2 separate regions of the Homo sapiens genome follow, and region 1 is linked to region 2. The links are chromatin loops, found by intact Hi-C in ENCODE. Cell type or tissue: heart right ventricle. All regions are shown on one strand. Each heading gives the region's core, and the rest is flanking DNA. Links, peaks and the distances in the headings are about the cores only. Region 1 holds the start of KRTAP4-12 (keratin associated protein 4-12). Region 2 holds the start of KRTAP4-1 (keratin associated protein 4-1).

The links. A loop is a pair of places that touch in the nucleus more often than their neighbours do. Peaks named below come from ENCODE experiments on the same cell type or tissue, not always from the same donor. Only the 100,000 strongest peaks of a DNase experiment are listed, where the experiment ranks them.
Region 1: it touches region 2 in a loop (2.6-fold over the local background); 2 of 110 quality-filtered maps call a loop at or near these places.

The regions. Positions count from the first base shown.
Region 1 is chr17:41,118,544-41,134,112 of GRCh38, forward strand. KRTAP4-12 (keratin associated protein 4-12) reads right to left here and starts at 5,639. Exons shown (of 1, transcript NM_031854.3): 1 at 4,548-5,639. The coding sequence starts at 5,579. The coding sequence ends at 4,974. RefSeq lists an enhancer at 4,766-5,319. In heart right ventricle, for the core only: no CTCF peak of the experiment used is centred there; no DNase peak of the experiment used is centred there; H3K27me3 peaks cover 400 bases.
Region 2 is chr17:41,174,193-41,189,761 of GRCh38, forward strand. KRTAP4-1 (keratin associated protein 4-1) reads right to left here and starts at 10,719. Exons shown (of 1, transcript NM_001386841.1): 1 at 9,908-10,719. The coding sequence starts at 10,662. The coding sequence ends at 10,222. It overlaps KRTAP4-2 (keratin associated protein 4-2), which reads right to left and starts at 4,029. Exons shown (of 1, transcript NM_033062.4): 1 at 3,254-4,029. The coding sequence starts at 3,972. The coding sequence ends at 3,562. It also overlaps the pseudogene KRTAP4-17P. In heart right ventricle, for the core only: no CTCF peak of the experiment used is centred there; no DNase peak of the experiment used is centred there; H3K27me3 peaks cover 2,593 bases.

The sequences.
Region 1 (15,569 bases), core at 2,425-10,424, 60 kb before region 2:
CTGTGCTCCTGTGTTTCCATTGGAAATGCATGTCATATTTCTTCATTAGTGGGGAGTCACCTTTGTCCCTGGTCTATGCAGTGTCTTTTACAAAGCACTGGTCACAGGACTCTCTGACATTTTGTTTTTAAATGTGACTCTCCCTCCTACCTGCAGATTGCTGTCTGCAAATCATGGGGGATGATTTTTATAATGTGAATGTATCTTTTGTTGTCAAAGAATGTCCTGGTCAGGTGAAATGTTGGGAAGGAATTAGAAGGAAGCACTCATTTGGGGAAGGATGTCCCATCTGTAATGAGGATGACTCTGATCCCATGTGTGCATCTCGGATGGTCGGGCAGATGGTCAGATCCCAAGAAGTTCTAAACTCTGTCAGATCTTATTCCACAGCCTCCAGCGAAAGTACTTACCCATGACTCACTGCCTTTAAAGGGTAAAAACACATTTTGCTGTATGTCTTACAGTATATGCATTATGAGTAGGAAGTTTTGATTTATCTTTTTTTTTTTTTTTGACAGATTCTCAATCTGTCGCCAGGCTGGAGTACAGTGGCATGATCTCTGCTCACTGCAACCTCCACCTCCTGGGTTCAAACGATTCTTTTGCCTCAGCCTCCCGAGTAAGGTGGTTTGCGCCATCACACCCAGCTTACTTTTGTATTTTTAGTAGAGACAGGGTTTCACCATGTTGGCCAAGATGGTCTCGATCTCTTGACCCCGTGATCCACCTGCCTTGGCTTCCCAAAGTGTTGGGATTGCAGGCATGAGCCCCCAACACCCAGCCTGATTAATCTTTGATCATCAAAATTGCATGATGGATTTTTCATTTACAAAAGCATTTGTTATATATAAAGAATATTTAGAATTATTAAGCCTTCAATAACATGCATCCAAGATGTTCTATTGGGTACTCTGGGTGTAGAACAGATAAACCCTCAACTTTTTCTTGCAGGTACTTGCATAAGACACATGGATAGGAAACAGTTTGGCAGAAATGAAAAGAATTACAATTATTTTCATTAAACAACTAAAATAAGAAATGTATAATATGTGGATAAGTTCCATACACCCTCATGGTATGTATATTACTTGTGAAGTATTGACTATGTAGCAGGCATTGTACCAAATATCTTACATTTGTTTCATTTTCACGCTTTAATAGAACCTTATGAACTAGTTTATATTCTTATTAGTCTTTTAGGGGAATACTCAAAAGAAGCATTAAAAACTTAAAACAAACAAACAAACAACTTGTCCAAGGTTAAAGAGAAAGTAAGCCTAATATGTCTTAGTGTAGCCAAGAAAGCCGTAAAGAATACAATTTGCTAAGCTTGCTGAAACTGCTTCATCTTCTTGGAATGTTTCATCTTTTTTTGTCCACTCTGCAAACTCCTACTCATGTGTCAAGACCCAGTTAAAATATTTCCTCCTCAATAATATCTTTCCTGCTAAGCTACCCCATTCATGTATCATGATTTCCTGCCTTGTGCTCATAATTTATACATTCTCCTGTATCATAGTCATTTACTTCTGTCTTTCCACCACGTGCAATGCAAATACCCTGAAGGCTTGCGCTATGGCATTTATTCTCGTTACCATGATACTCAGCACAGAGAACACTGGTGGTAAATGTTTGTTGAGTGAATGAAGGTTTTTTTGATGACATAGAGGCATGTAAGGTCCTTTAAAAAATGTATATATCTTTTGACTTCTGGATAAAAGGGAGGAAAACATCCCAAACAAAGAAATCATAATTTCATTTCAGGAAGACTAAACTCATTTGTGTGATAGGTAACATGTCACCCGATAAATAACATACGTGGAAACTGCGGAAGTCAAGATTCAATTTATAGAATGAGACTTGTTTATAGATAACCAAGAATACAGTGTTGAACGTGCATGCCTATATTCACACAGTAAAAAGACAGGAAGGAAGTAAACGCCAGATGGTAGCACTGGTTCTCCTTCACCTCCTGACTTCCTCGTTTTACTCTTGTTGATTGAAATAACTATTATTTCCTGTTTCGTATCAGTCAGCCAAAAATGTTTGCTGATAATCTGTTGTCTTAGCTTAAATTCTACCCAATGCAAACCTTGAGAAAAAGACCTGAGTGCACATAATTTATTTGGGGGATGATCCCAGGAAGCACAAGTGAGGAAACGGTGAAAGTAAGACAGGAAAGGTAGAAAATCCCAACAGTGTTTGTGTTAATGGTAAGGCCCCCACTGTGGGCAGCTGGGGACGAACCCCAGGGACAAGCCTGAGGCTGGAGGCACTTGGCCACCATGATTGCACACCTGTAAAATCCTGTAGAGTCAGCTGGGTATTAGTGTGAATCGCGAGATCAGATAAAATATGAACTTATACTAATCCATAGACTTTTTATACACTAGCAATAATTCTCTCTAAAATTTAATGGAGAAAAATCACACACTGGGGCCTGTCGTGGGGTGGGGGGAGGGAGGAGGGATAGCATTAGGAGAAATACCTAATGTAAATGACGAGTTAATGGGTGCAGCACACCAACATGGCACATGTATACATATGTAACAAACCTGCACGTTGTGCACATGTACCCTAGAACTTAAAGTATAATAAAAAAAAAAAGAAGCATGTACTCACAGTTCTCAAGAGTAAATAGAAAAATATGTAAATAAATCTGCCAAGCCTTTGTGAAGGAAAATGTTAACATTTCCGGAAGGACATAAAATAATGTTTGAATAAATGTCAGAACAAGAGATGTGCAACGAAAGCCAAGTTTTCAAATAAATACATACATGTTTTATGCATGCATTTAATGAGGATGTATCTCAATTTGCAACATTAGGTATTGAATGGGATTGGCAAAGATCATGATGGGAAACTTACTTTTGTTCACATTGTCACATTCTTTTGTATTGTCTAAATGTTTAAAGAGCATATATTTGTGTATAAATGATCTAAACATCCTTAGAAAATAATAAATGTGATTTATATAAAATTCATAATTTTTCTACATATTCTGTTAAATATATTTTCTGCTATTATGTTTACATTCTTATTTCTTTCAGGAACTAAAATATTAAAAGTACATTTCAGTCAGTCATTTGAGCTCTCAAATTAGCTATCATGAATTTCAAATTGTTTTGGGGGACAGGCTGGGTTCCCCAGGAAGCAGTCACTGAGATGGAGAGCAATATGCAGGAGGTTTATTGAAGCATGCTCTTGGGATTAACACTGGGGAGGGCAGGGGAGGGGAAAGGGAGGGGAGGGGAAAGGGAAAGGGAAGGGGAAGGGGAGGGAAAGGGAAGGGAAGGGAAGGGAAGGGAAGGGAAGGGAAGGGAAGGGAAGGGAAGGGAAGGGAAAGGAAGGGAAAGTGAGAGAAAGATCAAGTTTGACACTGGGATAAATCAAACTGCAGGGCAATCTCCGTGGAAGTCTCAGATGAACCTATAGGGAGTTCTGGAGATGAGATGACCCATTAGAGGCATCCCTAGTTGGGGAGAAATGTGGGTCTTTATAGTTTCATCCTAAAAAAAGGGCATGACTTTGGACGAAAAGAAAAAAAATCAGTCTCCAGCATACCTGTGAGTTTTCACTAGGCCTGCTTCCTTCATTTCCATCACCTGCCTGGCCGTGAAGGTGGCCCTCTCTACATGGCAGCATGAACTCCCCATTGAAACTCTGCCAGTCAGAATGAAGGAGATCCACTGTGTTTGTGTTGAGGATTCATTACACATGACTCAGTAGAAAATACATGGACTTTGCTAAACCACCTAATAGCTGCTTTTACTGGAAAAAAAAAGAAATTGAAATACAGTGTTTTAAAAGATCACAGCTCTGTGCACAATAGTAAAGACATGGAATCAGTCTAGGTGCCCATCAACAGTGCATTGGATAAAGAACATGTGACATTTTCACACCATGGAATACTACACAGCCATAAAAAAGAATGAAATTTTGTCCTTTGCAGCAACATGGATGTGGCTGGAGGACATTATCTTAAGCAAATTTTTCCAGGAACAGAAAACCAAATATTGCATGTTGTCACTTACAAATGGGAGCTAAACATTGGATACACATGGACACAAAGATGAGAACAATTGGGGACTCCAAAAAGGGGGGAGAGAGGGAGAGAGGAAGGGCTAAAAATGACCCACTGCTCAGTACCTGGTGACAGAATCATTTGTAGCCCAAACCTCAGCATCACACAACATGTAACAAATACGAATATGTACTCTTTGATTCTAAAATAAAAGTTGAAATTATTTTTTAAAAGATGATGAGTTGTGATCAATCTTTCAAAACGTTTCCCCTGTTGTTATATTCATGGATATTTCATGACTTCAGCTTCACTCTTTTTGTCTAAAGAATACAAAATGACTAATTGATTTGCCTAAGCCTGAAAAGACTTTTCTAGAAAAAAACTAGGCAGTGATCGATGTCAGTTGACCTCTGTTAGAAGGTTGACTAATCTGTGCTGTGAGCCCTACAGGTGTAGTTAAATGTAATCACCCAGGACCTAAATATAAAACCCTTTTTAAAAAGAGAATAAGAATCATATTCAATTTTCAGTGCCAATAGAATAGAGGTTTATTTTGGTACATGGAAATAACAAGGTACAAAAATGTTTGCAAAAGACTTTAAGAGAGAGACTTCACTGGACTTCAAGGTTGGAGGCTTTAAGATCTGTGGCCCTACAAATGATGGAGGCAATCTTCAAATTCCTTAGGCATGATGAATAAATGTCCTGAAGTCAAAGAGGTGGGAGGATGTTGGAGGACAATTTGTCAATTTATTAGGAGATTGTCAATGAATTCCTTTGGAAGGAAGGGAGTTTGGACAAAAGGTAGAATGCAAATACAGAATTTCTAAGGATGAGGTTTGCTTATGGGACCCAGATCAATTCTCTTGAACAGTCCGCATGTTTGCAATGAGAGCCTTCATCTGTAGGAAAGGACGTAATAAGGAAGTGGTGTGTTCACAGCAGAGATTTAGCAGCAAGAGGAGGCACAGCACAAGGGGCGGGGGCAGGTGGAGATGACACAGGTTGGGCGATAGCAAGTGGTGTGGCAGGAGACTCGGCCACAGACTGGACGCAGGCAGCAGCAGGGGCGGCAGCAGCTGGATTCACAGCAAGAGGGGCAGCAGCTGCTGGAGATGCAGCAGCTGGGGCGGCAGCAGGTGGGCTGGCAGCACACAGACTGGCAGCACTGGGGTCTGCAGCAGCTGGACACACAGCAGCTGGGGCGGCAGCAAGTGGTCCTGCAGCAGGTGGTCTGACAGCAGCTGGGGCGGCAGCAGGTGGGCTGGCAGCACACAGACTGGCAGCACTGGGGTCTGCAGCAGCTGGACACACAGCAGCTGGGGCGGCAGCAGGTGGTCCTACAGCAGGTGGTCTGACAGCAGCTGGGGCGGCAGCAGGTGGGCTGACAGCACACAGACTGGCAGCACTGGGGCCTGCAGCAGCTGGACACACAGCAGCTGGGGCGGCAGCAGGTGGTCCTGCAGCAGGTGGTCTGGCAGCAGCTGGGGCGGCAGCAGTTCTCCAGGCCACAGCCCTGGTCAGAGCACACAGAGCCACAACAGGAGTTGACCATGGTGTCAGAGGGTGGAGGTTCTCGGTGGGTTTCCAGGAGAGTGAGTGTTCTGAGTTTGATCTCTCCTTGTTCTCTCTTTTGCTTTTTATACCCTGCTGAGAACCACTATGACAATGTGAATAATCTTGTGGTTTGCACATTACTAATAGAGAATCAGTTGTTTTTTAGTAAATTAGATAGTTGTCCTTATCTGGTAAATATTTCTATAAATAGAAAAGGCAACATTTCCTTTTCCTGTTGTATTCTGAGCTATCCAATTTGGTTAAGCCAAGTGAATCAGCTCTCATTCTCCTTCCTTCATCTGATGTGTCTTCTGATGTGTAGACCCATTACATGACATTGTTTGATTGGATTTCATAAGTTAATTCTTTATTTATTTGACTCCTGGATAATAAGTTGAAAATAGATTTTATGATGACTAAATCTCCTCTGCTCTCAAAGAGGTTAAAAATAAATTACATAGAATGCTGGTAGGAAAATGTGATGAAAGATTCATCTTTGGGGGGTGATAGGAGGTAACTTGTGTATAATAAGGAACACTGTGATTCCTTTGAATTTTGTGGCTGGTCAGTGAGATATAAAAGATCCCACTGAAATTCCTGTTTCATGTTATTGACTCTATTTAGCTTGAAACAGATATAATGCAATGATTCATTGCTTTACAAGTAAAAATACATTGGCATGATAGGTCCCTTTATAAATTATTGTTGGCATGTTCTTCAGAGATGGGGATCATAAGGAACATTTTTGTTCTATTTTGTTGGTAAGTCAAGATACCCACTGAATGTGTTTAACTGAAGTGTTATTGAAAGTAGATTTTCTCATACTCGAAAGCTGCTTTTTCTCACAATGTATGTTGGAGATATTTTGCTTGATACATGGAGAAAAGAAACAAAGGATCAAGTTTAATTTCTGTCCTACAGAAGCTTAAACAAGACAAATAAGAAACATGTATAGGAAAGAATTTAGCAACTATTTAGAGAATGGTGTGATTAGTGAACAAAATAACAATTATGTATTTAATCTGTACACTTCCAATGAAAGATGAAACAATACTAATAGTTATAATTTTTTGAGTGCTTACTATGTGTCAGGAATTTTCTGAGTCCTCTATAATTGTTATCTTGTTTATACTTCACAAGGATTCTGCTATGTAGACACAATTTTTCTAAATTCTTTACATCCAAGGTACTTGAGGCCCAGATAGATTGAAGTCACACAGTCTGTAACAGGGAAAGGGCGTCTCTCCTAGAGTGTTCAAGGAACATTTTGCGCATGAACATTTTGCAATTAAATCCCTCCTGATATTTAAAAACAATTATTTATAATTAAAAAGATGCAAGGTATGTTCTCACTCCTAAGTGGGAGTTGAACAATGAGATCACATGGACACAGGGAGGGGAACATCACACACTGGAGCCTGTCGGGGGTGAGGGACAAGGGGAGGGAGAGCATTAGGACAAATACCTGATGCATGTCGGGCTTAAAACCCAGATGACGGATTGATAGGTGCAGCAAACCATCATGGCATATGTATAACTATGTAACAGACCTGCATGTTCTGCACATGTATCCCAAAACTTAAAGTAAAATTTAAAAAAAAAAAATGTATGGTAAGAAACCATCATAAACAAAGTAAAAACACAAATGACTAAATAATAAAAAAAGAACTAGCAATTAATATCACGGACAAAGGGTTAATAGTATATAAAAGACTTCTGAGACTGGACACGGTGGCTCACACCTGTAATCCCAGCACTTTGGGATGCCAAGGCAGGCGGATTGTTTGAGGTTAGGAATTTGAGACCAACTTGGTTAACTTGGCAAAACCCCATCTCTACCAAAAAAACAAAAAAAAGCAAAAAAAAAAAAAAAAATGGCGAGGTGGCATGCATCTGTGGTCTGTGGTCCCAGCTACTCAGGAAGCTAAGGTGGGAGGATTGCCTGAGCCCAGGAGGCGGAGGTTGCAGTGAGCCAAGATTGCACCACTGCACTCCAGCCTGGGTGACAGAAGAAGAAGAAAAAAAGGCTTCTGGAAATAGATAGAAAACAGACCAACAGCCTAATGGGAAAATAAAATGCAAATATTTTACCACCATATAAATATACTCAATCTCATGCATAGTAAGAGAAATGAAATAATATGGTACGATACTTCTCACCTGTTAGATTATCAAAAATTCAAAATCTGATAGCATTCTCTGGAAGTGAGATGATGTGAAAATAGGCATGCTCGTATTTGTCTTGTGAAGGTTTGGCAATAACTAGCAGCATTATTCTTTGACTCAGCTATCCCAATTCCATAAAATATCTCAAAGATACTCAGGTAAATATATGAAAGATATTGCACAAGACGATTCATAAGAGTTCTATTTGGGAAAAAAACTAAAAACTACAACAACACTGGATACAACCCAGGTGTCCTTCAATAGGGTACTGGTGTATAAACTGTGGTGCCTTCCCATGATGGAGTACTATGCAGCTGTCAAAAGGAATAAGGAGTGTCTCTATAGGCTACTATAAATTAATCTCCAGTAGATATTGTTAGGAGACGATAAAGCAGTGGAGGAAAATGTGTACAATTGTTCTGCAACAATGTTTTAAAAATCCAGGATATAAATATTGAAAGTATATTTGCTTACACTTTAAAAAACGACAGAAGAATAGAGAGAGAGGAGATGAGAAAACAGGAAAGAGGGACTTCTGTCAAAACATCAAATTGTGCATTTTAAGTACATGCAGTTTATTTATTATATGTCAATTGTAATTTAATGTAGCTGAAAAAAAAAGAAAAAAATAATGGAAGAATCAACCACATTTGGTTTTGTTGTTGTTGTTGTTGTTGTTGTTGTTTGAGACGGAGTCTCACGTTGTCACCCAGGCTGGAGTGCAGTGGAGCGATCTTGGCTCACTGCAACTTCCACCTCCTGTGTTCAAGCAATTCTCTGCCTCAGCCTCCTGAGTAACTGGGATTACAGGCGCCCACCACCACACCCAGTTAATTTTTGTATTTTTAATAGACATGGGGTTTCACCATCTTGGCCAGGCTGGTCTTGAACACCTGACCTCATGATTCCCTGCCTCAGCCTCGCAAAAGTGCTGAGATTACAGGCGTGAGCCACCGCACCCAGCCCATGTTTGTTTTTTAAAAATTGACCCATAGAGGATGGAGGGAATAGAATAGAGAAGATAGAAACAGACACTAGATTATTTTTGAATGTATCTTTTTCTGTAGCTTGGACTTTGCACCCATGTAAATATTTTACATACTTATAAAAATATTAAATTTTTAAAATCTCTCAAAATCACTAAAACCACCACCACAACAATGGAATCTAACTGTATATCCAGGCATAACTTCAGAGAAAGTAACTATCCCAAGGCCAAAATGTTTTTTTCAAAAACCTGTTAAGTTTGTTTGCAATAACTACACTGTTGTTATTAGTATTGGCAATATTATTCCAAGATTGTTGTGCAAGCATTAGGTAATAAAGAAAATGAGTAATTACATCAAGGAACTGTTATTTTTGGCAAGGAATAAAAGAGATTTAGGAAAAAGATATGAGGTTAAGTAAAAATCCTGTAATTATCAGTAGAAACGCTGATGTACTTTATCTTTTAAGCAAATATTTTCTAGTTGTGGACACTGAAAAAGTTGAGAGAAAATAATCAATTTAGTAATACTCATCATTTTTACATTTCAATCTTTCGTCCCAAATGCCATATTCACTACAAGGAACAGGGGTTCCTTGGAGAAATGGCTGAATATAAGTGTGGGTAAGGAAATATACAAATGAACCTGGAATATCTTATTATATATATATTAAAAAAAATCTACTAGATTCACGTCAAAAGTAGCCAGAGACCAACTTGAAGTTTGTTATTTGAGCACCAATGGGGATATGAACTGGAACCCACAGGTTCATATTGACAGGAGTTAAAAAAAATACTTTGGTCAGCTTTGAATGATGTTCCATTAGCAAGATTAACCAAGAAAAGGGAGAAAAAATCTAAATAACCTCACTAAGAAATGAAATGGGAGCTATTACAACTGACACCACACAAATACAAAAGATCATTCAAGGCTACTATGAACACCTTTATGCACATAAACTAGAAAACCTAGAAGAGATGGATAAATTCAGGGAAAAATACAACCCTCTTAACTTAAATCGAGAAGAATTAGATACCCTGAACAGACCAATAACAACCAGTGAGATTGAATGGTAATTAAAAAATTACCAACAAAAAAAAGTCCAGGACTAGGCAGATTCACAGCAGAATTCTACTAGACATTCAAAGAAGAATTGGTAACAATCCTTTTGACACTATTCCACAAGATAGACAATTAAGGTATCCTCCCTAATTCATTCTATGAAGCCAGCATCACCCTAATACCAAAACCAGAAAATGACATAACCAAAAAAGAAAACTACAGACCAATATCCTTGATGAATATAGATGCTAAAATCCTTAACAAAATACTAGCTAACTGAATCCAACAACATATCAAAAAGATAATCCACCATAATCAAGTGGGTTTCATACCAGGGATGCAGGGATGGTTTAACATATGCAAGTCAATAACTGTGATACACCACATAAACAAAATTAAAAACAACAATCACATAATCATCTCAATAGATGCAGAAAAAACATTTGACAAAATCCAGCATCCTTTTATTATTAAAACCCTCAGCAAAATCAGCGTACAGGGGACATATCTTAATGTAATAAAAGCCATCTATGACAAACCCACGGCCAACATAATACTGAATGGGGAAATGTTGAAAGCATTACCTCTGAGAACAGGAACAAGACAAGGGTGCCCACTCTCCCACTCTTCTTCAACATAGTACTGGAAGCCCTAGCCAGAGCAGTCAGACAAGAGAAAGAAATAAAGGGCATCCAAATCAGTAAAGAGGAAGTCAAACTGTCCCTGTTTGCTGACAGTATGGTTGTTTACCTTGAAAACTCTAAGGATTCCTCCAGAAAGCTCCTAGAACTGATGAAAGAATTCAGCAAAATTTCCAGATATAAGATTAATGTACACAAATCACCAGCTCTTCTATACACCAACAGCGACCAAACGGAGAATCAAATCAAGAACTCAACCCCTTTAACAATAGCTGCAAAAAAAAAAAAAAATACTTAGGAATATACTTAACAAAGGAGACAAAAGACCTTTACAAGGAAAACTACAAAACACTGTTGAAAGAAATCATAGACGATAGAAACAAATGGAAACACATCCAATGCTCATGGATGAGTAGAATCAATATTGTGAAAATGATCATACTGCCAAAAGCAGTCTACAAATTCAATGCCATCCCCATCAAAATACCACCATCATTCTTCACAGAGTTGGAAAAAACAATTCTAAAATTCATATGGGACCAAAAAAGAGCCCACATAACCAAAGCAAGACTAAGCAAAAAGAACAAATCTGGAGGCATCACACTATCTGATTTCAAACTACATTCTAAGGCCATAGTCACCAAAACAGTGTGGTACTGGCATAAAAATAGGCACATGGATCAATGGAACAGAATAGAGAACCCAGAAATAAACTCAAATACTTACAGCCAACTGATCTTCGACAAAGCAAACAAAAACATAAAATAATATTCTTATTAATTTTTCTCCACAGTTTCTCTCATTAATTCCATAGTGGATTAGAGTATTTGATTATTGGCTTGTCTTATTTTTATTCTTATATTAACTGTAGCTTCTGTATGTGAAGTTTTATCTCTATATTTATGTGTTGATTGTAGCCTTTAGCATAATACTTTTTCCTACTTTGTCTTCTGTAATGCTTTTTGTGTAAGTCTAACTTGTGGGATAGAAGAATTGTAGCCCCTGCTTTCTTCCATTTGCATTTTCATATATGTATCTCTGTCTTTACCTTTTCACTTTTAACCTTCTGATGCTTGTTGATTCACTTGTGTCTCTTTATAGACAGCATAATGCTGAGCTTTCCTTTTCATAAGCCAATCTGAAAATCTTTTTTTAAAGTCAGTTGAGCCTATTATATGTATGGATATAATCAATATGCTTAAATTTAATTATGTCATTTTTATTATACTTATATATAATAATGATATATAATAAGTTATCTTCTATATTTGTTAAATATTTCTCTTGCCTGTCTCTTTATCTTTCTATCTCTCTGTCTTTCACTTTTAAAATTCTAATCTTTCACCTTTTAAATTCTCTCTCTTTCTCAGTATGCCTTTTGGTATTTAGGAATGTTTGTATTTTGTACTAACGGTTACCTTTATATACCTCATGAGCTCTATTTTTTAGCTACTGTCAGTTGATTCTCTGCTTACAGAAATATTGAAATTATCTGGTTACCTCTTTATTCCTCACTCCCTGAGCATGAGATTTGAATTCCTGGTTAATATCTATAAGGCAATCAGCAAACTTCTACTTTATATATTTGCTCTCCTTTTCCTTCCTGTTTTGGTAGTTGTGCTGTATCAACATTGTCAGTACATAGCTGTTAGTTATCACACTTCCTCTCTTAGGCTTATCGTTCATTCTGTTCTTAGTTCCAAAGGATATATATCGATCCAGACCTCATGTAGATGTCCTTCCAGTATCTTTAGTCATCTGATTTTATGAAGTTCACTTGTTAATAAATTCTTCAGGATCCACCCATGGTGGAGAATATTCACTGAGTTTTTTCATGTTTATAATAGTTTGTTTGTGGCCTTTATACCTGAAGTTCAGTTTGGCTGAATTTAAAATCTTTGCCTCACATTTTCTTTCCTTGAGCATTACTCTATTATCTTCTGACATTTTCATCAAAATGTGTGAAAACAAGCTCGTTTTATTTCCTTCTGGTTGACATGGACATTTTGCCTGGATGTTCAAATGATTACTTTTCTTTAAATAATTATTATGTTTTTCTTTAAAATTCAAGGCTTTTATAACATTATGTCTCAATTTTGACCATTATGAGCTTATTTTTCCAGAAGGGGTAGCTATACTTATAACAGATAAAACAAACTTAAAATCAACAACAGTAAAAACAGAGAAAGGAGGTCATTATATAATAATAAAGGGATCAATTCAGCAAGAAGATATAACAATTCTAAATATACATATTAGTAAGAGAGTGAGCTTAGTAAATTTGAAAGTCCCTTTGCCACCTGTCCTTTTTTGTGCTCTGCTGAAGCAGCTGTGACCATGTCCGGGATCATTTCCTACTTTATTTTCTTATGGAGATGTTGGGGCTCAGAAAACAAAACCCCAAAATATGATTCTTTGGTACCTTGATTGGGGAATTGTGGGGAACAGCAGCTATAAGCAGAGGTTTTCTCTGAGGTTCCCGTATCTGCCTGAAGACATCCAGGAAAGATATATAACAGGAAAAGAGGCTAAATGTTGACATCACCCCAGAGCGGCTTTGCCTGAAAGACTTTACCTACATAGCAAGACAGCCTTTGTTCACCATACATTTCTTTCCCTCACCTTCCCATAGCTTGTGGACACCTCCCCTAAGAATCCCCAAGACCCTATTCTGATGCTATACAAACTTCAATCATTGGCCCTTCTTCAAGTCTTATAGTTTGTGAGGCTCTGCACATGCATGTAATAAATTTGTATGCCTTTTCTCCTGTTGATCAGTCTGCTGTCACTTTTTTCCAGAGACTCAAATTCTCACATCTAGAGAGTAGAGGGAAGTTTAAAACACACCTATACACTATACACGAAATTAGATCATTACGTTTTTCTGGTTAAATATTTTAAGATGTAGGAAAATATTATTTCCCTTTCCTAGTGTGTTAAGATTTTCCAATCTGGACTTTCTCACAGAATTATCTTGCCTATTTCTTTGTCTACTGTGTCTTCTCAAGATGGCCCATCACATGGATTCAGTCCGGTATGTACCTGTGATCTGTGCATCACGCCATGATCCTGTTTGGGCAAATTGTTCTCATGATGCCAAGATCTCTTTTGATGTCAAAGAGAAGCAGAATTAGAGTAGGGAAATAAAAAGAAACAAGCTCATCTTTCTGAGTTAGTTACCGGTGAGCAATGAGGAAGACATATCCTATTTGTGAGTCATAAATGCTCATTAGATAGTGGACTCTCTAGACTTCTTCAAAGTATGCACCAGGTATCATTTCCTTTATTCAATTTGAAACTGTTAACAATGACTCATTGTTTTAAAATATGAAAAGGCATTTGGAGCTACTCTGAATAAACTTTCACTGGCCTAATATGGGACTTGGGCACCAAAATGAATATTGGCAGTAATAGATTACAACCCATCAAATAAAATTAAGGATTGATGAGTCCATATTGATATGAATTAAATGGAGAAGTTAAAAAAAGGAAGATGAGAAAGTTATCCATGACAGTAGAATGTCAATGAGTAAATGTAGAAGGAATAAAGGAGTTTCAAATCACCATTTACAGCCATTATAATAAAACTTGATCAAGTGAATATCATCAATGAATGCTATAACTATTGGGTGGAAGTTTAATGGGGAGCAGGATATTTGCACACTTCAAAATATTTTCCCAATAACTGTTTATTAATTTCAAAGGGAAAATGTTAACTTTACTGTGAAGAAACTTGAGAACATACCCTTCATCACAGGATCAAAGTTAGCAGCATTAATAATGGTCAAACTAGCATGTGTCTCCTGAAGTCACACACTGAAAGGACACATTACTTATGCAATATTTCTGTTAAAATGCAAAACCTGAATATAAGCATGAGGAAACATCAGATAACCTCAGACTAAGAAATACTCCACATAACGACTGGTCTGCTATCTTCAAAAATATTAGCACCATCTAATATAAAGACAGTCTGAGCAAGTATTTCAGGTCTAAATAAAGTAAGGAGATATGATAGCTAAATGCAATGTATGAACATGGATAAAAATTGCTTTATAGGATATATTGGAAAAATGGCAACATTTGGATATAGCATGTATATTAGGTAATAATATTGCATCAACATTCAGTTTAATTGATATCTTTACTGTGGTTATACATGAAAATGTCCTTAGTCTTAGGACATAAGTCTATCTCTATCCATGTCATCTCTCTAGAGAGAGAGAGAAATCAAATGTGGCCAAATGTTGAATCTAGGTGAAGACTATATGGCATAAGGAATTCTTTACTCTTATAACTATTCTGTAAGTTTGAAATGTTTTCAAAAATGAAAAAAGTTTAAAAATAAAACGAATTAGGATTGAAAAAGTATTTTTTCTTTGGCGTGTTAAAAGAAACATTTAGGCAAATTAAATTTAACAGATTTTAATTCATCAAAGAATAATTCATGAATTGGGAAGCTCCCAGACAAGCACAAGTTCGGAGCAACTCCTTGGCTTCCATTTGGTTAAATAACATTTATGGATAGAAAAAGGAAAGTGATTTGAGTAGTTGCAACTGAGACCATATGATGTTCTACTAAATATCTGAAGATTAAGATGAAGAATTGAGTTATGATCACATACCTCAATTATTAAAAGTAGCCCTAATCTAAAAAAAAGAAAAAAAGAAAAAAAAAAGGAAAAGGAAAGTGATGTACAGAAAACCAAAGTGAGGGACAGAAATAGCTGGGCTCGTTAGAGCTCAACGTTTGCTTTAGTTGAACATGGTTTAAACAGTTGGCCCCTGTGATTGACCAGAACTGGGCTGCCGTGGACTTGGATACTTGTTGGAAAGGTAGGTTACAGTTTGTTTACATATCCAGTTAGGTTACAGTTTACTATGCATGGAGAAACGTTTATGCCAAGCCTAAAATATGTAAAGAGGCAGCTTTAGGCTAAACTTAATTTAACAATTCTTAGTATAATAAGAGTGAGGAGTTTGGGTCTTTTGGAGGAAATGCTGAAGTATATAATAAAATTTACTTCATAGGAGCATCTACTATAAAAACCCTTTAAAAATATTTCTAACACAGGAAATCTTTCATCTCCTTGGGTCTCTGAAAATAAAGAACTTCTGGCAATGTAGCTGACT
Region 2 (15,569 bases), core at 6,488-14,487:
CGGAAAATAAATGGAGTCTTGATCCGGATTAGTCTTATAGTAGTTTCACAGGGTGCACAGACCCTCATGTGGTCATTTACCCAGTTCTCCAATGTAGAGTTCACCAATAACATTCCTTGACCTATGGAGTAAGAATTATTACAATAGGAAAGGCCCAATGGGAGCTCGTGACATTGCTTGGGACCTCTCACACATTCTCCACGCAAGTGAGTGGATAGAAGCAAGAAATTAGAGACATATTCAAGGCTTACAAATGCAGGAGAGGTGAATACCACCTTCATATGATTCACTAGTTCAGACCCAACAAAAACCACATAGATCATGGCAGATGACAGTGGATGAACACAAACTCTGTCAAATAAAAATCTAATTATAGCCAATGTGATTGATGCATGTAGAATCATTTCTGGGACAAATGAACACAGTCTCCAATATGGGGTGTATGGCAACCAAACTGGCAAATGTGTCCTTTTCAATAACCACCAGGAAGCAGCATCAGAAGTGAATCCATTTCACCTGGAACAGACAGTGGTGTTAACACTCTGTGCTGAACTAGGGATATGGTAATTCTCCTGATCTTTGTCACAGTATAGTCGCAAAAGATCTAGGCATTGTGAGCATCCTACAATACAGCATGCTGATCCACAATATTGATAATGTCATGTGAATCAGATTTGATGAACACAAAATGTGAATACTGTGGAGACCTTGCTAAGGATCCATGTGCTCTAGAAGAGAAGAGAAAAGGATTCCAGAGGCTGCCACACTGGTAATATTTTTAAGCATCCTGTCTACAGCATACCAGGACACCACTGCTGAACATCCGACCTGCCAGCAAGAGAGTGGCCCTGAGTCCCTCGTAAGGTACCATCCTATGAGAGGATCAGCCAGTTACTTGCTGCTGATGGAATTGACATACAGTCAGGCGATGGGCTTGCATTTTCTGCTTGCAGTGCCTCAGCCAGCACCGTTATATGGGGGCCCAAGAGAACTTGTTGTGGCAGTGTGGAATCCTACCTAACTTCACCTTTGACTGATCAACCCCATATGGAGCACAAGGTGTGTGGCAATGGGCAGGTAACTGTAGATACTCTGTTACCCACAGTATACTTTATGCTGCACCATCCAGAAACAGCTGAACGGATAGTGTGATGCAACCACCTCTTGAAGCCATAATGGAGGTCTCAGCTTGGAGATGACACCCTGTGAGGTGGAGCGCTGTTCTTCAGGATGCAGTAAGAATTATTACACCAATCACCATCACATGGTACTGTGTCCACAACAGGTAAAATACATTAATACAGAAAACCAAAGTGTGGACAGAGGAGTTGCTCACTCACCTTCATGCCCTGTGAGCCACTTGAGGGAATTTGTGCTCCCTCCCAAATAACTGTAAGTTTTATGGAGAGGTCCTGGCTCCAAGAAGGGAGGAGCCACCTCCAGGGGGCATAGTAAGGATTTGATTGGAATTAAAGCTATGGTTGTTACCTTATCACTTTGGCTGGAGAAAAGCACATAAAGAAAAGGGCTGTTGCCACAGGCAATTGGCCTCATCATCATGAGGAAGTAGGACCACTGCTATGCCAATGGGGACAGGGAGGAATATATTTAGCACTTAAGTGATCCTCTGGGACATGCTTGGTGCTTCTACTTCCAGCCTTGACTGCATATGAGCAAGTTCAAGGGCTCAAGCCTGATAAGGACACAGTAACCAAGGCTTAGAGCTCTCAGGATGAGGACTCGGGTTACCCTACCAAGCAAGTGACCTAGACCAGAAGCAGGGGTGCCCATGACCCCTCCTCTCATACGTTTCTCTAGAAACTGTGACCAACCAGTTGGAGTGAGCCTAATGAGAGAAACAGCTGCAGCTGAGCAGTGCCAGAGGTGGACTACAGGGCTCCCTATCCTGATCCCATTTACCAGAAAGATACCCCCATCCCCAAGCTAGTGTAAGTAGGACAGCCAGCAGCTCCCTTTGTTCACCTGCACACTTCTCCAGATAGTTGTCCTCAGCTTACAGGAGCCACCTCATCTGGAGGATTCCGCCCTCTTCGCATCCTCTTCCTCTCCCACAGGGTGGGCCATAGCTAGTGGTAACTGATGTAGGATTGTAAAGTTCCAACGACCTTACCTCTCAGAAAGATGGGTCTGTAATACCATTCACACTCTAGAGCTTCCTGTGGGGTCAAATGACAATAAAATCCTTTTGGGCTTAGCCTCTTCTACAATCCTATTCTGTTTCCGACATTTCCTTACTGATTTCTCCTGAGAGCATTTTCTTATAAAAGTCACTTGTGCAAACATCCTGTTTTAGATCTTTCTTTGGTGCCTCCAACTTAGCAGCATGGCTCAGGGTGAAACCTTTTTCAATATAGCCTTTTTTAGGATGAGAATCACCAACACGGTGGTTGTGTCCTATCCCTCAGATAAAACGATGTGAAGAAAAAAACAATCAAAGACAACTAGTTTAAAAGCAAACATGCATATTGAAATAAAAACTTTAAAAATTAAAATTCTTAAAAGAAGACCAAAAAAGTAAATGAACAAATAATAGAAAAAAATTGTAATGCGCAAAAATTGAAAAGAAAAAAAACAGCAAAATGTTCAGAGGTGTCCATTCAGGTGACAGTAAACTCAAGAGTTGATCAAAATCTATGGTAACCATTCATATTGTACAAAAACATTTTGAAGGACACTAATACTGAGATTAGGAATGCTGCTGTTTTAGATTGTGTGCTCTCTGGGGCAAACCCACAAAAGAGGATCTGAGAACATGTGGTATATTTGGACGATTAACCCAAGAAACACTGGAGGAAACTTGAAGAATGACCCTGGGAAGGAGGGAAAGTCATTATAGAGTGAGTTCATGATCAGAATGTTCCTGCAGGCATCTGGTATAAATCCCGCTGAAGACCTCTGGAAGACTGGTTTGACATACCCCCCACTGGAGGGAAACAAGCCAGGGCATATATTACCAACTCCCACTCATTCTCTGAGTGCTGTTCCTAGAGGCTTTAAGTCTCCAGCCCAGAGTTTGCTCCTTTATCCAGAGAAAGTCCTCAGGTAGAGAGTTCCAGGTGCCTGCTCTAAGGAACCATTTTCCTATGTTTGAATGGAGAGTGCTGATAGGATAGAGGTGGAGCCCCTGATATCATCTGCTGTGGTCTTCTCCCTCTGCAGGGAAGAACATCAGAAAATTTGACAGGTAAGGATGAGAATTCAAGAAGGAAAAATGAGACACAATGCCCGTATATTATTTGTATGCCTCAAAAATTAAAATTTATTTAAGATAGAGGAATAGCTCCATGTGATAAATTATGGTAGAGAGCAAATATTTCAATTCAGGGAACATGGGGTTGACATATTTCAGAGAAAATTCAAACTTGTATTCATTTGGTAGAGGGTAGCAACATAGTGTTTGGTGAGCATATTTGGAGGCCAAACTCAATCCAAGAATTGGTTGGAACTGAGGTTGTCCAATTGGCCTTGCATGATTCAGTTCACAGGTGGATCATATCAAGAATGCTGGTTAATAAAGGCAGGTGAGTATAGGTGAGGGCATCAGCAGCAAGAGCCACTAGAGCAGGTTGGGCGGCAGCAGGTGGACACACAGCAGCTGGGGCGGTAGCAGGTGGTCCTGCAGCAGGTGGTCTGGCCACAGCTGGGGCGGCAGCAGGTGGGCTGGCAGTACACAGACTGGCAGCACTGGGGTCTGAAGCAGCTGGACACACAGCAGCTGGGACGGCAGCAGGTGGTCCTGCAGCAAGTGGTCTGGCAGCAGCTGGGGCTGCAGCAGGTGGGCTGGCAGCACACAGACTGGCAGCACTGCGGTCTGCAGCAGCTGGACACACAGCAGCTGGGGCGGCAGCAGGTGGTCCTGCAGCAGGTGGTCTGGCAGCAGCTGGGACGGCAGCAGTTCTCTAGGCCACAGCCCTGGTCAGAGCACACAGAGCCACAACAGGAGTTGACCATGGTGTCAGAGGGTGGAGGTTCTGGGTGGATTTCCAGGAAGGTGGGTTTGGAAGGTTTGGAAGTTTCCTTGCCCCAGATCCTCTTTTATACCCTGCTAAGGCCTGATGTCATCAGATGCAACACTCTTTCCTTGTTATTATTTGTCCTGATATGTAGGCAATTATCAAATTAGGCAAGTTTGTTGTTCTGGTTAACTTATCCACATAGATGGAAACACTGTCTCCTTTCCCTAATGTGTTAGGACTCCTTAGCTCAGCTCTTCCTGAACCACCTCCTGTGTCTCTCTTACTATAGCTTCCTCCTAGAGCAGCCATGTGACATCTGCCTGTAAGCACATACTATGTGCTTCAGTCTCATTTGCTTAACACATCATGACTACTCTTGGGTGATTACTATTCTTACAGGCCCTTGACTCTTTCTGGTGACTCAGGAGGATAAAGCTGCATTTCAGTCTGATGGCTCCTTCATTATGGGTCAGATGGCCTGTGAAGGTTTCAGTGTGAAACAGATTTCAGTGTGAAACAGATGACCACTGGTGTGAGAACGAGAACACCGTAGGACCTATCGCTTTTTTATCTTCCGCACTCTGAATTGTGACCCATTTTCTAGACCTTCTGATGAGAAATACAGAGCTGTTTTAAGGTGGAAAACTAAGCTGTGAAAGTTTGATGTTTCCTTTTCTACAGAAACAACCCTCCAAAATTCAGATTCAGGGCCTCTTGGGGAATGTTGGCTTCAGAGAACAGCTATACTTAAAGGTCCAAGTCCCTCATTTTTTTGCTCCCTGGGGCAGATTTTCCTTGTGACTTTGCCTTTCTGCCTTCCTAGCTCTAACAGGGCACATGAGCTCATCTCTCCAGGTTCCAAAATTTTCTGGCCAACCCAAATTAGATGACTCAGTATCCTTTGCTTGCTCTAATTCGCTCCCAGCCCTCTTGCTTTCTCTGCTGAATTGCTGGGCCTTGAAGATGTCCTATACTCTGCTGCTTCCTTATAGAAGTTGTTGATCCAATTTCACACTTTACATCTTTGTTTTCAAAAAATAAATCAATAAAGAGAGAAAGAAAGCAGAAAACAGGTATCAAGAACAAAGGATATCAGCCTATATTTTTTCATGTAGGGATGGCTGACTATTGTTTCAAAAATGTGCTATGTTGTCAATTCATTAACTCATCAGTTAATAAATATATATGTATTTCCCCACCCCTGAGGAGTCAAGGAACCCAGGGAAGGGGGTGGAAAAATGTCTGACTTACCATGATAGAAATGTTTTATGAACTGGGCAGCCTCTGCAGATAATCAGGGGAGGAGTTTCAGTGTAAGCTGGTGTTTCTGAGGGAGATCCAAGAACCAGATGGAGGGGATTGGATGAATGAGGGAGATTCCCTTTCTTCTCTCAGGTGCTTATAAGTCTAATAAATCAAATTGTGGTGTTCTTATGATGCTGCTATGTTCCAAGCCAGTTCCTACTCCTGCCCTGGCCCTAATTTCCAGGTGATTCAAGCAGAATGAAAACAACTTGGGCTCCCAAGTGAACCCCTGCTTGGTGCGCTGGCTGGTGTTCTGAGCCTGCACTGTTCTCTGGCTCTGATGTACCCAGACATCATATTTTATTGAGGGATGAAAGTGGGTTCCATGATGCTGTGGAATTAAGACCCTGTGAGCCCCATGGTGGTGTACGAGAACAACTCTAAGATTTCCAGGAGACCTTGTATTCTGGAAAAGAATCGTGCCCTTGAGAAGCCGTGACGATTGGTGCCTGCTGATGATTCAGTAGAGATCACTTTATATTAACTATTTTTCTTCATGATGTGAGTGTGTGTGAGTGTGTGTGTGTGTGTGTGTGTTTTCCTTAAGATAAATTTACATTATATTTAGGAATCTCTCACGATTTCTTCTAGTACTTTAACAATTTCATTTTTTCTACCTCTACTCAGCTATAATTGAAATATAAAATTGTATGTATATAAGGTGTACACCCTGATGCTCTGATATGTATATATTGTGAAATTATTGTCATGATCAAATTAGTTCACCTCCACCACTTCACATAGTTACCATTTTTTGAGTGTGTGTAGTGAGAACATTTTAGATCTAGTCTTTCAGCAAATTTTAAATATACAATACAGTGTAATTAACTACAGTGACCATGCTGTACATTAGATCCTCAGAACCTATTCTTCTTATAAATGAATATTTTCTCCCTTTGACCAACATTTCCTCATTTCCTCCATCCACAACCTTTGACAATCACCATTCTACCCTCTGTTTCTATGAGTTTTTAGATTCCACATGTAAATGAGATTATTTGTCTTTCATTGTCTGACCTACTTCACTTAGCATAATGTCCTCAAAGTCCATCCATGTTGTCCCAAATGACAGGATTTTCTTCATTTCATGGCTAATAACATTTCAGTGTGTGTGTGTGTGTGTGTGTAAAATCCTTGCAATCTTACATTGGTGTTTGTGCCTTTGAGGACACAGTCTCCTCTTCCACACTTTACAAGTTCCCTTCAGCAGGGAAAGACTCTCAGCAGTCAACTCGGCCTGGGATTCTGGACGGGGAAGCTGGTAGCATTTGTGAACAGGCAGGGCTTACTCTTGGGGGTCTCTGGGTGGGTAAAACTCCTGCCCAGGCCCTGAGGTTCAGTGGGGCTGCTGCCTGGGCTTTTGTGCAGCTGTGGCTACTGGCTGGGATCCACGGTTAGGTGTGGCCACTGAACGGTTTCATTTTTATGTTGAATATTTTATCTGGATGAAATTTGTTTTGATTTAACAAATGAAAATCTCTCCTTTTTTTCTTCATTCTGTACATCTTTCATTAATCCCTTTTATTCTTTCTTGCTTTTTTCCCTTTCCTTCGTTTATTCCTGAATTTGGCTACCTGTTTTATAGTATATTTGAAGTAATCCTTTCCATACTGCTTTTAAGACACCAGCTTTAGGATATAATTAATTTGTATAGACTTTTTTTTTTTGAGATGGAGTCTCGCTCTTTCGCCCAGGCCAGAGTGCAGTGGCGCTATCTTGGCTCACTGCAAGCTCTGCCTCCCCAGTTCACGCCATTCTCCTGCCTCAGCCTCCTGAGTAGCTGGGACTACAGGTGCCCGCCACCATGCCTGGCTAATTTTTTGTATTTTTAGTAGAGATAGTGTTTCACCGTGTTAGCCAGGATGGTCTCGATCTCCTGACCTCGTGATCCACCTGCCTCTGCCTCCCAAAATGCTGGGATTACAGGAGTGAGCCATGTATAGACTTTTAAGTCAATTTCTGGGCTCTACTCAATGGCAAACTTCACTGTTTGAAAATCTCTGGGTTAGATATCTCTAACGTGACTTCCAGTTTACAAACCTATACATTTATGACTTTTTTTTGATTCCCTTTTACTTGATGACTCATTGTTATCCTTTATCCCTCCCATCCATGTTCATGCTTATCTTTTAAAATTTGTAATTGTCCTCAGGTTCAGTCATGTAAAATCCCATTTTTAAGAGTATGGATCCTATAAGATATAGTAATTTTCCCTACATGCTCCTCCTAGGAGAGAAGCAATTCAAAATAAAATACCCAGCCACAAATACCCGAAAGACATTTCTGTCTAACCTAAATTATGACTTAAAACAGTGATATAAACTCTTCAAAAATTATTTTTCCCAACAACCATATTACTAGGTTAGTGCTGAATGCACCAAAGTCCTCCAAATATTAGCCATAATTAGATAGGCCACAGGAATAAATACAACCTGCATTTTTATACTTCTGGCAACACATCTTGCCTGTTTTGTGCCTATGTTCATTTCAAAATTTAACTGAGACATAAGCTAATGTTTACCCAGAAAAGTGTATTTAGATTCTCATAAGAATAGAGCGATACCCTTACAAGAAAGAATAAAATATTAGAACTCTTTCATCCAGAAAGAAAATAGAAGGTTGGTTAAGAAACTCTTAAAAGCCTTGGCCGGGCATGGTGGCTCATGCCTGTAATCCCAGCACTTTGGGAGCCCGAGGCAGGTGGATCATGAGGTCAGGAGATCGAGACCATCCTGGCTAACACGGTGAAACCCTGTCTCTACTAAAAATACAAAAATTTAGCCGGGCACGGTGGTGGGTGCCTGTAGTCCCAGCTACTCAGGAGGCTGAGGCAGGAGAATGGCGTGAACCCGGGAGGCAGAGATTTCAGTGAGCCAAGATCGCGCCACTGCACTCCAGCCTGGGCGACACAGTGAGACTCCATCTCAAAAAAAAAAAAAAAAGAATGTGACTTTCTTTATGACACTAATGTTATATTGCTCTACTGATATGATAATGTACTTTAATTTTTGCCATTTTCTTCTTCGTCCTTGTCTAAATTTTGCTTCTAACTAAAGTCCTTAACTCTTGGGCCTATTGATATTATTTGGTTATGGAATGGAAATTATCTCAAAGACATGAGAAACTGTGATAAGTTTGAACTTCCAAAAGGGAAAGTAGTTGCTAAAGAGCAGAGGAAACAACCAGATGGCTGCCTTGGAGCTAGGCTGCCTTGGGTAAAACATTCACTTGTCATGGGGAGATGAGAGGCTGCTGTAAACATGGTGACACACGCTATAAAGACAAAACAGATAACATTTCTTGACAATTTGCTTTGCCTATCCCAGACAAGTGTGGACAGTAATTGGTATTTAGGTATAAATTATACCAATGAAAATGAGAAATCTACCAGTATTTCTCGCTTTACCTTCCTGCTGTCTACCCATCAGCTGAGTGGCACCCCCATCATTTGCAATGACCTTCCACTGCATCTGTGCTTCACCTTGACAGCCTTGGCATTACTGCTTACTGCACTCCTGCCCATATTTTCTGATCCTTCATGATTATTATCATTATTGAAAAGAATATTATTTCCCCATTTTAGAACATCTATAATTTTTTTGGTCCTTTCCTGAGGATAATTTTTATTCTATTAAATCCTGTATTTTGCTCAAGTATATTTTTTTTTCATGTGGAAGTGACATCAGGCAGAATAAGCAAAGCCATGTGGCTACAGGAGACATATGGTTTGCTTGTCTGAATATGACCAAGTTTACCTGAGATACAAGAAAGCTGTAGAGTCTAAGCATATCCCGAGAGTGCATTCTTAGCTCACAGCTTAAAATTACAGCCTGAGTCCTTCTCTTTTACAACTCTATCATTGCCTACCATTCAAACCCTTACCCAACTCCTCCCTGACTCTTCCCCAAAGAGGATATTCCCTTGTCCTTGTGTGGCTCCATCTTTGACTAAGAGCTTTCTCATTTGCCTATGACTTTTAGTATAGTACCATTAACATAGAGGTGATGGGATGAGGCCAGTGAGGTTTAACTTCCACCAAATTTGGTCAACACCAACTGTTTCTTAGCTCATCTCAGTCTTGTCCTCATAAGAATGTAAACATTTTCCTATATTTTCCTCCTCTTCATTTCATGGGTCTGTGACCTGCACATCTTCCCTGTACCAACTTAACTCATTCTATTATTAAATGTGTGTATATGTATATTCCTAATGTCTTACTCTTCCCCAAGACAGAAAGTTCTCCTCTGATCAGTACTACCCAGCACAATCTATCTACTTTGCTCTTTCCTCTTATTTCCAAGATTAGACGGTGAGCTCCTTTTAGGAAGCTCCTGTGCCTCACATATCTTGATGTGATCTCCAGAGCCCAACAGTGCAATGAACATGACAGATGATCAATAATTTCATTGACTGAATAAGAAACTTTTGTTAGTTAAATACAGCGAGTTATCTTATTTTGAAAAATTTATGAAGTCCTTTCTATAATATAAGCATTACATTATATTTACAAAATCAGTTTTCTTTCCTGGTCGTGGTAACCCAAATTTGTCTTTATCTTGAGAGAAGTAATGCTAAAAAATAAACTGACAACTAATTCTCAAAAAAATTGAAAAAAGAGAAAAGAATTACTGATATTAAGATAATATTTATTGAAGAACAGTTAATATGTAATTTTGAAGGTCAAATCAAGCATAACAGTCAGAAACTTAGAGGCTTAGTCTAACTGCATCATGCATCTGAGGTCTGAATGCTGCTGGGAAGAGATCCATGGGAAAAATGAGTGGTATTAAATGTAGATGGATGCCCTTTCACCAGTTACTTAGTGGAATAACAGGATAATAAAGCTGATGGCCATTTAACACATGGACAAGTTGATATAAATGACACTTTCATATCATGGGATGGTGACTGGCTCATGGTTGATAGTCCAATATGAGGTTCAACAAGAGGATCCACAGCAGCTGGGGCGGCAGCAAGTTGCACGGCAGCAGGTGGTCTGACAGCAGAGTGGACGGCAGCAGCTGGACACACCACAGCTGGGGCGGCAGGTGGTCTGACAACAGAGTGGACGGCAGCAGCTGGACATACCACAGCTGGGGTGGCAGGTGGTCTGACAGCAGAGTGGGCGGCAGCAGCTGGACACACCACAGCTGGGGCGGCAGGTGGTCTGACAACAGACTGGGTGGCAGCAGCTGGGGCGACAGCAAGTGGTCTGGCAGCAGGTAGTCTGAGAGCAGGATGGGCGGCAGCAGCTGGATACAACACAGCTGGGGCAGCAACAGGTGGTCTGGCAGCAGCTGGGGCGGCAGCAGGTCTCTTGGCAGAGGCCTTGATCACAGCCCTGGTCAGAGCAGACAGAGCCACAACAAGAGTTAACCATGGTGTCAGAGGGTGGAGGTTCTAGGTAGGTTTCCAAGACAGTGAGTTTTTCGAATGTGGGAATCTCCTTATCCCATGTCCACTTTTATACTCAGCTGAGGAGCTGTTGTCACCACATAAAAGCTATTTCCTTGTTATTGTTTATCTTAATAGATAGGCAATTATCAAGTTAGCTAATTGTGGGAAAATATCTGTATAAAAGGTGGAATGCACTTTTATTCTTTCTCTGTGTTAGAGTTTAGCCAATCCAGTCTTTCCTCCTCCTCTTGTCTTCAGTTAATTTAGTGTGTCATTTAATTTCAAAGACTTGTAATCTTACTCATCCAGTCGATTGTCAGGTGACAGATCACTTGGAACTCAGCATTCTGTGTGTCATCCTGAAAACTGTGTGTCTCACAGCAGTCCTCAAATGGGATGATGTTTCTTGTTTTCTGAAGATTCTTCTGAGAAAAATAAACTGTGAAACAACTAGAAGAAAACAGCAGAAATTGTCTTAAAATATTAGAAGTGGAGTGGATTTTCTAATACAGAAAAACTTAACAACAATGAAGAAAAAGATTGAAAAAAATTTACAACAGAAAAAAACTCAAATGCCTGATTGAAAAACAAGAAGGCTAAAGAGTAAGCTGAAAATAAATAATAATACCTTAACCAATCTACAAATAAATGAGCTAATTTTCTTAATCCATGAATACCTCTTACAACCCAATGAGAAAAACAACAACAACAACAACCAAACAGAAAATTGAGTAAAGGATATTAACAGTGATTTCACTAAAAAAAGAAATTTAAGTGCCTTTTGAGCTTCTGAAAGATGTTTAGTCTCACTCATAATTTAAGGTATTTTAATTGAACAACTTATTCACTCATCAAACCATCTACCGAATACCTACTGTGTGCCAGGTTCTACTGCATGCTCTCGGGATATGGCAGTGAATACTTGCTATTTGTAATGACAAATGTAAAATATTTAAGTTTAAAAACTTTAATAAATTGGTGAAATTATAAAGACATTGACATTTTAATACACAGTTGGCAGGGATCTAAATTGAGGCAACTTCTTTAGATGGTAATTAACAGAATCTGAAATTTAACAGTATCTTAAATTAATTTAGCATATTTTGAAATGTGCGTGTGTTTTGATTGAGCCTTTTCACTTCTAGAAATGTATTCAACAGATGCACCTATACATACCTTCCAAGATGTAAGTTCAAGGGTATTCTTTGCAACATTGTTTGCAAGAATAAAGCCTGATTTTAAATTCTATTGTGTTTACGGAGGGGAAAGCCCTTGATGTAGGCAACACACACTAGTGCTCAGAGGCAGTGAAGCATCACTTTCTTTTTATCACCAAAGAAACCTCTTTGACCTATTCTTGCAATTTTTCTATAAGTGCAAGACGACATTAATTTTTAAAAAAAGAAATTAAGAATGTTATCTCTTTAGGCCATCCCTATCCCATGCAGACACCTACTTTCTATTTAGACTGAGTTATTCAGGAAGGAGGGAAGAGGGGATGGAAGGAAGGATACAAGAACATATTTAGAATATATTTTTATGGACATATTTTATGACTATTTGGGGTATATATAAAAATTATGAAAATTCAGTTCGTTAGGCATAAAATGGCATAAAAATATCCATTGTGTCTAAGTTGATAATGATTTTACTCAAATTCTCCATATCTTTGTTTACTTTTCTTCTTCAAATGACCGTTTTTGAAATAGTATGTTTAAAGCCTCTGCTATGATTGCAGTTTTATCACCTTCCTGTCTATTTATAACAGGTTTTTTTCTTTGCACTTAGTTTGAATGTAGCCCAACTTCTTATGACAACAAGAATATTAATATTTTTGCAGACATAATTAATGTATCATAAGGAAGTCACTATCAAGGTCAAAGCAAGTGCAGGTATCATAGGCTTGGGATTCTGGTCTAACTGAGCCACAGTTCTATGGTCACTTGTTTGTTTAGAAATAGCCCTCTCTGTCTGAAGGCAGGGGAGACAGCTTAGAGATAACCCTTCTCCTTAAAACAAGTATGTTTTCAACATGGTAGTTGACTCAGGCTGGTGGTCAGGAATGAAATTCAACAACAGGATCCACAGATTGGTGGTCTGGCAGCAGACTGGATGGTAGCAACTGAACTCACAGAAGCTGCGGCAGCAGCAAGCGGTCTTGCAGCAGGTGGTCTGGCAGCAGCTGGGATGGCAGCAGATCTCTTGGCAGAGGTCTTAACCACACCTCTGGTGACAGCAGAAGGAGCTGCAGCAGGAGCTGACCATGGTGTCAGAAGGTGGAGGTTCTGGGTGTGGGTTTTCAGTGGCATAAGGTACTAGAGTTCATAAGCCTTCTTCCTTCCAAGTTTCCTTCTCTACCCTGCTGAGGACTTGCCATCACCATGACCTGGGTTATTTCCTTGCTATTGTTTATCTTACCTGAAGAGAAATGATCAGATATTCTGATTGAAGCATGACATTGTAGCAGTTAGCCTTGGTTTTTAAAATGGATGCTAAGGTAATTTCCATTTAATCAGTTATTTATCCCTAAAAGCACCATTTTTCTTCCTTTTTTGTTTTAGCATCATCTCATCCATTCCTTCATATACTTTTCAGAGTGTGTCATTTGATATTCTGAGCACAGGACGAGTCATTCTTTTGTTCCAACCATTTAATTTACTGTTCCTGAATGAGCTGCATAGCCACAGTCCCTTCAATTTGAACAGTATTTAAAATAGATGTAAACATGGATATGTTAATACCCAAAAAATAAGACCCCAGTACATTATAGCAAATAGCTGCTAATGAAATCAGCATAGCACACTTATAAATTATGAAGTAGCTAAAAAACATCTAAGGCACGTGGCTTCAAATTTAACTTGTTCAGAATAGAATTGCTCATTCTGTTTCTTTTCCGAACCAATGCCCTAATTAATTCCCCAGTCCTATTACAAATGGTTGTTAGTCCAAATTTTCAAGCTAGGGCTGGGCGCAGTGGCTCACGCCTGTAATCCCAACACTTTGGGTGGCCAAGGTGGGTGAATCACCTGAGGTCGGGAGTTCAAGACCAGCCTGGTCAACGTGGTGAAAGTCCATCTCTACTAAAAATACAAAAAATTAGCCGGGAGTGGTGGCACGTGCCTGTAGTCCCAGCTACTCAGGAGGCTGAGGCAGGAGGATCATTTGAACCCATGAAGCGGGGGTTGCATTGAGCCAAGATCACGCCCCTGCACTCCAGCCTGGGCAACAGAGTAAGACTCTATCTCCAAAAAAAAAAAATCAAGCTAGTAAATGTAAAGTTCTTCATTCAATAATCATGTTTTGGTTCCCGCTATGTGCCAAACCCATTCTCAGGGTGGAGACACAAGTGAAGAATACTCCACCCCATCCTCTCCTTCACTATAACTTCATTCTGACTAAATGAACTGCACCAGATCATTTTATGGGATGAACTGGCAATGCCATTACCCATATGCTGGACCAGCAAACAGAGGCTGTGTCCACCTTCACAGCTAAGGTCAGGATGCCTCAGCAGCAGAGATGGCAGAAATTTTTAGCCACAGTTTAAGTCAGAGCAAGTCAAGCTGTATCAAAAGACCATTTTGTTGCCAGTGAAAATAAGAAACTCTTTATTTGAATAGATTAGCCAGATATGGAAATTGCTAAGCATCCAAAATATTATGCAACTTATTCTGTGTTTTCCCCATTAATACACATGATGGAGTCATTCTCGTCCCGTTTGTTCCTTCATTTAAAACACACGGCCGGGCGCGGTGGCTCACGCCTGTAATCCCAGCACTTTGGGAGGCCGAGACGGGCGGATCACGAGGTCAGGAGATCGAGACCATCCTGGCTAACACGGTGAAACCCCGTCTCTACTAAAAATACAAAAATTAGCCGGGCATGGTGGCGCGCGCCTGTAGTCCCAGCTACACGGGAGGCTGAGGCAGGAGAATGGCGTGAACCCGGGAGGCGGAGCTTGCAGTGAGTCGAGATCGCGCCACTGCACTCCAGCCTGGGCGACAGAGCGAAACTCCGTCTCAAAAAAAAAAAAAAAAACACACACAACGGTGTTTGTATTTTCAAACTGCAATTCAAAGCAAAATATTTTAGTTGTCTGACTAACTGCTTTTAAACTTTTCTTTGCACCACTAAGCGTAAACATCATGTACCCAGGGATGTTTGTACTTAGGGCCATCAACAGATGTGGAGCTCAGCATGGAAAAGATTACGACAATTACAATTGAGCCCAGTCCCCTGTTTCAGGAATTGAGATACCCAAGTGGAGTTGCTATTACTATTAGAATTACTGTCATTGAATCTGTGTTTGTGTGACACAGATGAAAAGTTTGATAAAAAATACATTTTAACGGAAAATATTTTAAAATATGGTTTACATTTGTCACCTTGAGTTAATCACCATGTTCTAGTGCTGGAGGGGAAAATGTAGGTGGTGACAATAGTTCTGGCCTCTTCAAGTTAGTTTCAGTTGTCAGGGGATCAGTCAATGTACTCTGTCTTAAAGAATGATAATTCAGGCGAGGCACAGTGGCTCATGCCCGTAATCCCATCACTCTGGGAGGCTGAGGTAGGAGGATCGCTTAAGTCCAGAAGTTCAAGGCCACAATGAGCTATGATCGCGCCACTGCACACTAGCCTGAGTGACAGGTGAAACCTTGTCTCTAAGATAATAATAGCAGTAAAATAATAAATAAAAATATATACTTTATAGTTAAATGATGCTATTGATGTTGATCACCTCTCTCACTTCTGGATATAAGTTTTTATGGGTTATCTATTGTTAAGTAGAACAATCATTTATTTTCAGAAGATTCATAACACTTAAGGAACACTTCGTCCCTGGGCAATTCCCTATAGGTTATGAAAAATAATGTCATAAATAATAACCAG